Regions from separate parts of the Homo sapiens genome. Here region 2 is linked to region 1. Evidence: chromatin contacts called from ENCODE Hi-C or POLR2A ChIA-PET data. All regions are on one chromosome and are shown on one strand. The core of a region is the stretch at or near the end of the contact, and the rest is flanking DNA. Distances in the headings are between cores, read along the strand shown.

The links. Hi-C counts contacts between places; a loop is a spot of excess contacts on that map. ChIA-PET counts read pairs that join two places held with the same protein, here RNA polymerase II (POLR2A). Pooled maps may share reads with other maps.
Region 2: a pooled map shows a loop between it and region 1 (3-fold over the local background). The contact joins the promoter of ADGRE1 here to the enhancer-like site in region 1. A Hi-C loop is called at or near these places in 3 of 50 pooled maps. POLR2A ChIA-PET finds 5 or more read pairs at or near these places in 6 of 52 experiments (CD4-positive, alpha-beta T cell, CD4-positive, alpha-beta memory T cell, MCF 10A and 2 more).

The regions. Positions count from the first base shown.
Region 1 is chr19:6,799,227-6,804,159 of GRCh38, reverse strand. The region is part of intron 1 of VAV1 (vav guanine nucleotide exchange factor 1); the gene reads right to left. Among named protein-coding and RNA genes, the nearest start is that of VAV1, 29 kb to the right of the region's middle. RefSeq lists enhancers at 966-1,185, 2,068-2,137, 1,928-2,448. Within about 2 kb of position 3,144, at least 27 of the 41 ENCODE cell types and tissues checked have a DNase peak (open chromatin) inside an H3K27ac peak, as active enhancers do; they include CD4-positive, alpha-beta T cell, where a contact is called at or near this core.
Region 2 is chr19:6,884,367-6,889,339 of GRCh38, reverse strand. ADGRE1 (adhesion G protein-coupled receptor E1) reads right to left here and starts at 1,761. Exons shown (of 21, transcript NM_001974.5): 1 at 1,701-1,761. The coding sequence starts at 1,731. RefSeq lists an enhancer at 1,708-1,767.

The DNA.
Region 1 (4,933 bases), core at 1,895-4,394:
TGATGGGTATCCACTATTATAGTGTCATAGAGAGTATTTTCACTGCCGTGGAAAGCTTCCATGCTCTGCCTATCCATACCCCCTTTCCACTAACCTCTGACAACTACTGATCTTTTTACTGCTTCTACAGTTTTGCCTTTTCTGAAACATCACATAGCTGGTATCATATAGTATGTAGCCTTTTGGGACTGGCTTCTTTCACTTAGTAATATGCATTTGGGGTTCCTGCGTGTCTCTTCATGGCTTGAGAGCTCATCTCATCTCTCTTCAGTGCTGAATAATATTCCATTGTCTGCGCTGGGAGCAGTGGCTCACACCTGTAATCTCAGCACTTTGGGAGGCCGACGTGGCTGGATCACCTGAGGTCAGGAGTTTGAGGCCAGCCTGGCCAACATGGTGAAATCCCATCTCTACTAAAAATACAAAAATTAGCCAGGTGTGGTGGCAGGTGCCAGTAAACCCAGCTACTCAGGAGGCTGAGGCAGGAGAACAGCTTGGACCTGGGAAGCAGAGGTTGCAGTGAGCCGAGACCACACCATTGCACTCTAGCCTGGACAACAAGGGCAAAAGTCCATCTCTAATAATAATAATAATATTCCATTGTCTGGATGCACCACAGCTTATTTATCCATACGAGGAAGTAGGTGGAACTTGACTCTGGAGGTGGGGCTCAGACAACGGACCAAATTGAGGACTAGCTAAAACAGGGCTGGAGCAGAAGCACCTTTCCATAAGACATGCCCACCAGTGTGCCATGGCAGTTTGCCATTGTGATGGTAACACCAGCAGCTACTACTCCTTTCCCAAGGCAATGACCCGACAACCCAGAAGTTACCACCCTTTTCCTAGAAATTTGCATAATCTGCCCTTTAATTTGCATATAATTAAAGTGGGTACAAAGATGACTGCAACCCTGATTACTCCGGGCTCACAGCCTGTGGGGTAGCCCTGCTCTGCGAGGAGCAGGACTTCTGCAACTGCCGCTATGCACTTTCACTTCAGTAAAAGCTACTGTCTAACACCTCCAGCTCGCCCTGGAATTCTTTCCTGGGCAAAACAAAGAACCGTCCCAGGCTGAGCCCCAATTTAGGGCTTGCCTTGCCCTACATCGCATTCATCTACCGAAGGACAATTTGTTGCCTCCCAGTTTCAGCAATCATGAATAAAGCCGCTACAAAGACTTGAGTGTAAGTTTTTGTGTGGACATAAATGTTCAACTCCTTTGGGTAAATAGAGGACCTCAATACCTAGTACCATGTCTGACACATAGTAGATGCTCAATAAAATCTGTCGAATGAATAAATCTCCCTTTGACAGAGGAAACAACTGAGGCTCAGAGAGGGGATACTGCCCATCCCGGACCACACAGATAGGAATGGAGAACCAGATACCAGCACTGGATCCCAAAGTCTGTGCCTCTAACCTCTGTACAACACTGCCTCTTTGAACCACACTAAGCTGCTCCTGGTGCCTCTTAGAGAGTGGCATAATGAGGGCGCTCATGGGCAGGCAGATCACCAGAGACAATAGAGCAGATGGCTGTGTCTGTGGCTCGAGGGAGGAAGTTCCCTCCTGACCTCAGGGAGATCAGCTGAACCCGGAGACAGCTTCCTTCCAGTCATGTGATGCCTCAAAGAGGGGAAAGGGGGCATGATTCATCCCCTCTCCGGGCTGCGGTGGGGCCAGCTAAAGAAAGGGGCTCCATCAGACAGCAGCAGTGACTGCAGTTAGACCACCAGAAAGGACTTCCTGGTCGCCTGAAGAGTGTGAGAAAGTGGCAAAGGACAGGAGGTCCTTTATTTTTTTTAATTTTATTATTATTATACTTTAAATTTTAGGGTACATGTGCACAACGTGCAGGTTTGTTACATATGTATACATGTGTCATGTTGGTGTGCTGCACCCATTAACTCCTCATTTAGCATTAGGTATATCTCCTAATGTTATCCCTCCCCACTTCCCCGACCCCACAACAGTCCCCTGTGTGTGATGTTCCCCTTCCTGTGCCCATGTGTTCTCATTGTTCAATTCCCACCTATAAGTGAGAACATGCGGTGTTTGGTTTTTTGTCCTTGCTATAGTTTGCTGAGAATGATGGTCCTTTAAACAAACGTAGGAGAGGCATTATGAGGACGGTTCCTCCCTGCTGGGGGCAACCCCCCTCAGTGCCCCTCTTCCTTCCTCCAGGAAGAGGCGGGCACCCACTGTGCTGGCATCGTGCCCATATGCAAATCAGCACCCAGGCGCACTGCGGTGAACCCTGAGGTTCATTCTTCCCCATTTGCCAGCCAGCCTCCCATCAACAAAACCCCTGCCCAAGATGAAGAAAGAGCCAGAAAGGTCGGCTGGCTTTCCACGCTCCTTCGGGGAAGCAGTGTGCAGGGACAGAGGCCTCTGGGGTCTGGGAGAAGGGGACCCAGAGCCAAGCACGACGGCAGCAATCAACTCCCCACCCCCACCCCAGCACCAGGGAGCCGGCCGGAAACCGGAAATGCCTGTTACCAGGGCTTGGTTGGGGAGATAGAAAAAAGGGTGGGTGGAGGGGCCCTTTGCGTTCAACCCATCAGCCCCTTCATCAGGCAACCTCAAGCTCCCGAGGGTTCCCAGAGAGGGCGGGTGTGCTGTGCACCCTTTCAAAGCTCCGAAGCAGGGGTGCAGAGTGTGCACGCCTCATCCTAGCCCTCAAACCCTTCTGTGAGGAAGCCCGTCTCTCTTCTGCCCCATCCCCTACCACCCCAGCACACACTCCACTTTTCAGCACCGGTGGGAGGGTCAGGCAGATCTGGTTCGACTCCCAGACCAGCCCGGCAAGTTGAGGGAGCTTGGATGGGATCATTTTGCTTTCCGTTGATTCAATTGACTCATCTGTACGTCGGGAATGAAAATACTTGACCCAATGTTTGCGGTAGAGCCTGGTGTGAAACCCAGCACCCCAGACCCGGTCATGCATTAATTCAGCAAGCATGTGTGGAATGCCTACTGTATGCCAAGCACCAGAACCTAATGGTGATCAAGACAAACAGAGCTCTGCCCTTACAGGGCTTATGTAATCCAGCCAGGAGACAAACACTAAGCAGTCAGCAAGGTGAATAATTGATGATGAGGGTGGTGAGAGGGTGTGCCGGGAAGCACAGAGAGCTATGGGACCTGGTTAAATGCAGGAGGCACCTGGTAAGGCTTTGGGGTGGTACAGGAGAGAATGGTGCCATGCAGGCGACAAAGAGATGGTGAGCGGCTGGGTGCGGTGGCTCACGCCTGTAATCCCAGCACTTTGGGAGGCTGAGGCGGGCGGATCACTTGAGGTCAGGGGTTCAAGACCAGCCTGGGCAACATGGTGAAACCCCGACTGCACACACACACACACACAAAAATTTGCCAGGCGTGGTGACAGGCGCCTGTAATCCCAGCTACTCTGGAGGCTGAGGCAGGAGAATCGCTTGAACCCAGGAGGCGGAGGTGGCAGTGAGCCGAGATCACGCCACTGCACAGCCTGGGCAACAGACCGAGGATGTCTCAAAAAAACAAAAAACAAAACAAAACAAAAAAAAGAAGCTGGGTGTGGTGGCTCATGCCTGTAATCCCAGCACTTTGGGACGCTGAGGTGGGTTGATCACTTGAGGTCAGGAGTTTGAGACGCGCCTGGCCAACATATAGTGAAACCTGTCTCTGCTAAAAATACAAAATTAGCTGGGTGTGGTGGAACACGCCTGTAGTCCCAGCTACTTGGAAAGCAGAGGAAGGAGAATCGCTTGAACCCAGGAGGCAGAGGTTGCAGTGAGCCGAGATCATGCCACTGCACTCCAGCCTGGGCAACAGAGCAAGACCCCATCTCAAAAAAAAAAAATGAGACAGATAGTGAAGCAAAGAAGAGAAGCATGCTGAGCAGCTGGCAGGAACATCACATGGCAGATCCACTTTGGAAAAGTTGGTACGTTTTCCTTGTTATTACTATTATTTTTTTACCTTGCAATTCCAGCACAAAGGAAGAAAAGTTGGTACATTTTCTTCTTATTAAAAAAAAAAATTAAGAAACAGAGCCTCACTATGTCGGTCAGGTTGGTCTCAAACTCCTAGGCTCCAGCAATCCTCCCGCCTCAGTTCCCCAAAGTGCTGGAATGACAGGCATGAGCCGCCGTGACTGGCCTGGTAAGTTTTCTTAAAACATTAAGCATGCACCTATCATACGATATATTCCATTACCAGGCATTTACTCAAGAGAAATGAAAGCACATGTCCATACAAAGACTTGTACAGAATGTTCATAGCAGCTTGATTCTGTTTTCTTTTCTTTCCTTTTTTTTTTTTTTTTTTTTTTGAGACAGTCTCAGTCTGTCACCCAGGCTGGAGTGCAGCCTGGCCCAATCACAGCTCACTGCAGTCTCAAATTCCTGGGCTCAAGCAATCCTCCTGCCTCAGCCTTCCAAAGAGTTAGGACTACAGGCATGTGCCACCATATCCAGCTAGCAACTTGATTCATGATAGCCAAAAGTGCCATCAGTAATTCAAACCTCAACCAAGGGGAACATCACACACTGGGGCCTGTCGGGGGCTGGGGGTTAGGAGAGGGATAGCATTCGGAGAAATACCTAATGTAGATGATGGGTTGATGGATGCAGCAAACCACCATGGCACGTGTATACCTATGTAACAAACCTGCACGTTCTGCACATGTATCCCAGAACTTAAAGTATAGGCCGGGCATGGTGGCTCACGCCTGTAATCCCAGCACTTTGGGAGGCCGAGGTGGGCAGATTATGAGGTCAGGAGTTCGAGACCAGCCTGGTCAACATGGTGAAACCCTGTCTTTACTAAAAATACAAAAAAATTAGCCAGGCGTGGTGGCGCACACCTGTAGTCCCAGCTGTTCGAGAGGCTGAGGCAGAAGAATCGCTTGAACCTGGGAGGCGGAGGTTGCAGTGAGCCGAGATTGCGC
Region 2 (4,973 bases), core at 512-3,011, 87 kb before region 1:
CATCATTATCACTATCATCATCACCATCATCATCTTCATCATCACCATCATCATCATCATTATTATCACCATCATCACCATTATCATCATCACCATCACCATTATCACCATCACCACCATCATCATCATCACCACCATAATCACCAACATCACCATCTTCATCGTCATTATCACACCATCATCACCACCATCATCATCATTATCCCTATCATCACCATTATCATCATCACCATCATCACCATCTTCATGGTCATTATCACACCATCATCATCACCATCATCTTCATTATCACTATCATCACCATTATCATCATCATCATCATCACCATCACCATCATCATCACCATTTTCATCATCACTATTATAACCACCACCATCATGATCATTATCATCACTATCATTATCACAACTCTTTGCTGATTATCTTCAGGGCAGAATAGGGAGTGTTAATGGTTAATACCATTGCCAACACCCCAAAATAACAACTCTGCATGCCTACATTTGATGTCCACAGGCCACCTATTTCTTCTAATGTAGCCTGCCAGTCAACAAGTCCCACAGATCTAAACTCCCAAATTCTATCTATTATTACTAACAAAAATTCTTCTACTCATTCATTAATTATTTTAGAGGTAATTCAGCATGCTGTTTAGGCATACAAAGTCTGAAGTCAAAGTGCTTAGGTTTAAAAATCTGGCTTCACCAATTAATGATTGCGTGGCCTTGAGGAAGTTATTTAATCTCTTTGTGCCTCAGTTTCCTCCTTGGTAAAATAGGGTATTCAGATCCACTCTTCAACAGCAGAGGAAACCCATACTTGCTACTTAGAATATGTCCCCAATATCCTCCATTCTTAAATTTGATCCAATGACCAAAACACACAAGACATAGAAGAAAAACCAGAAACACAGAAGATAAACAAGGCTGAGACAAACTGACACCTGAAGAAAGAGAAATAAGAGCACAGGAAGGGTCTATCTCATCCTTCAGGACTCAGCTCGAACTGCCCCTCCTCAACCCCAGACTTCTCCCTTCAACATAACTCCCGACCACATTCTATAACAACTTCTTTCATAGCACTTATCACTACCTGAAATTCCTATGTTTACTTATTTTTTGGGGCAACATAGTATAGTGGAAAAGCTTACAGACTCTGAAGTCAGACTGTCTGGCTTGAAATCCTGCCTCTACCCCTTATTGACTAAGTGGCCTTGGGAAAATTATTTTATCTCTTTTGCCTCAGTTTTCTCATTTGCAAAATAGGACTAATAATGACCCAATGTCATAGAAATGTTGTGACAATTGGATACACTCTATGTTTAAAGAAGTTACAGCAGTGCTAAGTGGGCTATGATCATCTGTGCCTTCTTTCCTGTCTGCTCCTACCCACTAGAATATCAGCCTCAAGAGTGCAGGAACTTAGTCTTTTTTTCTCACTGCTATATCCTCTAGTGCCTAGAACAGCACCTGACACACAGGACTTGCTCAGGTCAAATGAATGACTATAGAGAAAAATCTATCCTAACAGATGGACTTCCCTGAGCTATGGAATTTTGTCAAAGGTTCCCTGAATGAAGGTGTTTGCAGCATCCAGTCTGGACTTATGATCTCTTGGCTGGACCATCCATGGCCCTCCCATTTCTCCTGAAGTCTATTTCCAATCCAGGCCTCCCCTAGCCCCCCATTCAGCCTCACACTCACCCCAGAAGAGGAGCAGGTTGAAGCCACGCATTATGCTGTAGTTCTGTCATTCAAAGAAAAGAAACTTTTCTACTAACGCTGGGTTTTCAGTAACCAGAAGGTGTGCGAAGAGGGGAAGGCGGAGTCAGAGTTGCTCAATGCTGCCTGGTCATCATAGCCCTTTTTGCTGACTTGCTGCAACTAAAAGACAGCCTAGAAAATCCTAATTTCCCCCTTTCTTCACAATAAAGAGAAGTTAATCTGCCTAATGTATATCATTCTCTCTCTCTCTCCTTCCCATGGTCTCTCCCTTTTTCTTTCCCATCAACATCTATCTCCCATCTCTCAACACCTTCTTTCATTGCACCCAATAAAGGAGCTTCCGCTTCCTGCCTCCAGTGAAGCAAATCTCAGCCTTTAGGGTCTCTTCCCAGTCTCCCGTATAAAGACAGCCATCACAACCATCATGTACCAGGCAGTGTGCTAGGCACATTGGCAACAAAGTGTAATTTCATTATCATGTTAACCTTGTAAAGTAGGAATTCCCCTCCCTCCCTCTATTCACCAACAAAATGGAAACTGAGACTTGCAGAGGAGTTATAACTTGTCCAAGATCTCTCAGACTTGAGATTTGAACCCAGGACCCTCTGATTCCAGAGTCAAGAGCTTTAACCATCTTATTTTCCTTCAGATCTCAACTCTGTCTGACGATTATACAGCAACACTTCCACCCCATTCCCAGCTTCCTAACTCTCTCTGGTAACATCTTAGGGTCTCACAAGGGCAGACCCTCAGACAAGGATTCTAGCAAAAGTAGTTTATCAAGAAGGTGGCCCCAGAAAGCACCAGCTGGGGGAGGAGAAAGTGAATCAGGAAAGGCAAAGAGCCAATACTGGGTGTGTCTTCAAATAAGTTACATGGTGAGAAAGTGGAACTTAACCTCCCCAGGGATGACTGGGGAGCGGCATGGAACATACTCTTCAGTTATTCCAACCGAGGGGTGAGGGAGCTGAGGTATTTATATCCCACCTACTGTCAGTCATGGGTTGACTTGAGGCTTGCTCCTAGAGGGTGTCAACCCCTTGAATCTTCAGGCCTGGCCTCCAAGCAGATAGAATGGGCTCCAGTTGATGTAATCCCACTGATAACAAAGTGTAGTGACTGGCAGATATTGAAGCAGTGTCATCCATCTGGGGTAATACCCGAGGTTCATTGCCTCACACCAAGGAAATAGAAAATACAGACATGGCCGGGCACCGTGGCTCACACCTGTAATCTCAGCACTTTGGGAGACTGAGGAGGGTGGATTACGAGGTCAGGAGTTCAAGACCAGCCTGGCCAAGATGGGGAAACCCCGTCTTTACTAAAAATACAAAAAATCAGCCAGTGTGGTATGGTGTTAGGCACCTGTAATCCCAGCTACTCCGGAGGCTGAGGCAGAGAATTGCTTGAACCCAGGAGGCGGAGGCTGCAGTGAGCCGAGATCGTGCCACTGCACTCCAGCCTAGGCAACAGAGTGGGACTCTGTCTTAAAATAAAATAAAATAAAATAAAATAAAATAAAATAAAATAAAATAAAATAAAATGCAGACACACAAAAAATTACTTTTAGAGCAGAGGTTTAGGCCGAGCACAGTGGCTCATGCCTGTAATCCCAGCACTTTGGGAGGCTGAGACGGGTGGATCACCTAAGATCAGGAGTTTGAGACCAGCCTGGGCAACATAGTGAAACCCCATCTCTACTAAAAATACAAAAATTAGCCAGGTGTGGTGGCTCATGCCTGTAATTCCAGCTACTCAGGAGGCTGAGGCAAGAGAATCGCTTGAACCCGGGAAGCAGAGGTTGCAGTGAGCCGAGATTGTGCCATTGAACTCCAGCCTGGGTGACAGAGCAAGACTCCATCTCAAAAAAAAAAAAAAAAAGAAAGAAAGAAAAGAAATTTAATAGGCGAGAGAAAGAGAAAAGCTCTCTCTCCTGCAAAGAGAGGGGGCTCCCAAGTGGGTCTTCCAGTTTCATGGTGAAATGCACGGGGTTTTATAGATGAGCTTTAGGTGGTGATATCTGATTTACATAAGGGCCCAAAGATTAGTTGGACCAGGTGTGCCGTTTACATAGAGTACAAAGAAGCTGGCTGCCCACCCTAATATTTTATTATGCAGATGGGGTCTCTACCTGGCCAGGACCATGTTGCCTGTTCCTTTACCGTACACGTGGTTGATAAAGAAAAGGGAACATGGAGCAAGCCTGCATGTTGAACACGCCTGGCACCCAGGTAGCCTATTCCCATTGGCACAGCTGCCGGCATTCACCCGAGCAAGCTTCCAGCTTGCTTTTCTATGTCTGCCGGCTGATTTTTCAGACTGCTCTTTTTTAGAAAAGAAATTATTTGGCCGGGCGCGGTGGCTCACGCCTGTAATTCCAGCGCTTTGGGAGGCCGAGGCGGGTGGATCACAAGGTCAGGAGTTTGAGACCAGCCTGACCAACATGGTGAAACCCCGTCTCCACTAAAAATACAAAAATTAGCCGGGCATGGTGGCATGCGCCTGTAATCCCAGCTACTCGGGAGGCTGAGGCAGGAGAATTGCTTGAATCCGGGAGGCGGAGCTTGCAGTGAGCCGAGATTGTGCCGCTGTACTCCAGCCTGAGCGACAGAGCAAGACTCTGTCTCAAAAAAAAAAAAATAAAATAAAATAAATGATTTGGGGGCTGCTTTTTATTAAAAGGCAAACCTTACCGAGGACTCTCTTGCCCTCACTCTCTGCCTAAATAACTTCTTTCTAGCTCCCGTATCAGCGTTAAGCTAGGGCATATTAATGTGTTGTTAGGTTATGGGTGTGGGCAGCCACTGATAGCAGCTGTCACAAGGTACAAAGGAGGTGCATAGAACATCCCCGAATTCTTAGAAAGAAAAGCTCCACGTGTTTTTGCCTTCCCCTTTTGTTCTTTGCAAAGCAAACTACCAGCTTTGGAGTTATTGTCACTGGAACAAAGATTCACCAATGGCTTTCTTTTTTTATTTTATTTTATTTTTTTTTCTGAGATGGACTCTCGCTCTGTCACCCAGGCTGGAGTGCAGTGGCGTGATCTTGGCTTACTGCAACCTCCGCCTCCCGAGTAGTTTCTGGGATTACAGGCGTGTATTACCATGCCCAGCTAACTTTTGTATTTTTAGTAGAGACGAGGTTTCACCATGTTGGCCAGGCTGGTCTGGAACTCCCGACCTCAGGTGATCCTCCCACCTTGGCCTCCCAAAGTGTTGGGATTACAGGCCTGAGACACCGCGTCTAGCCAGA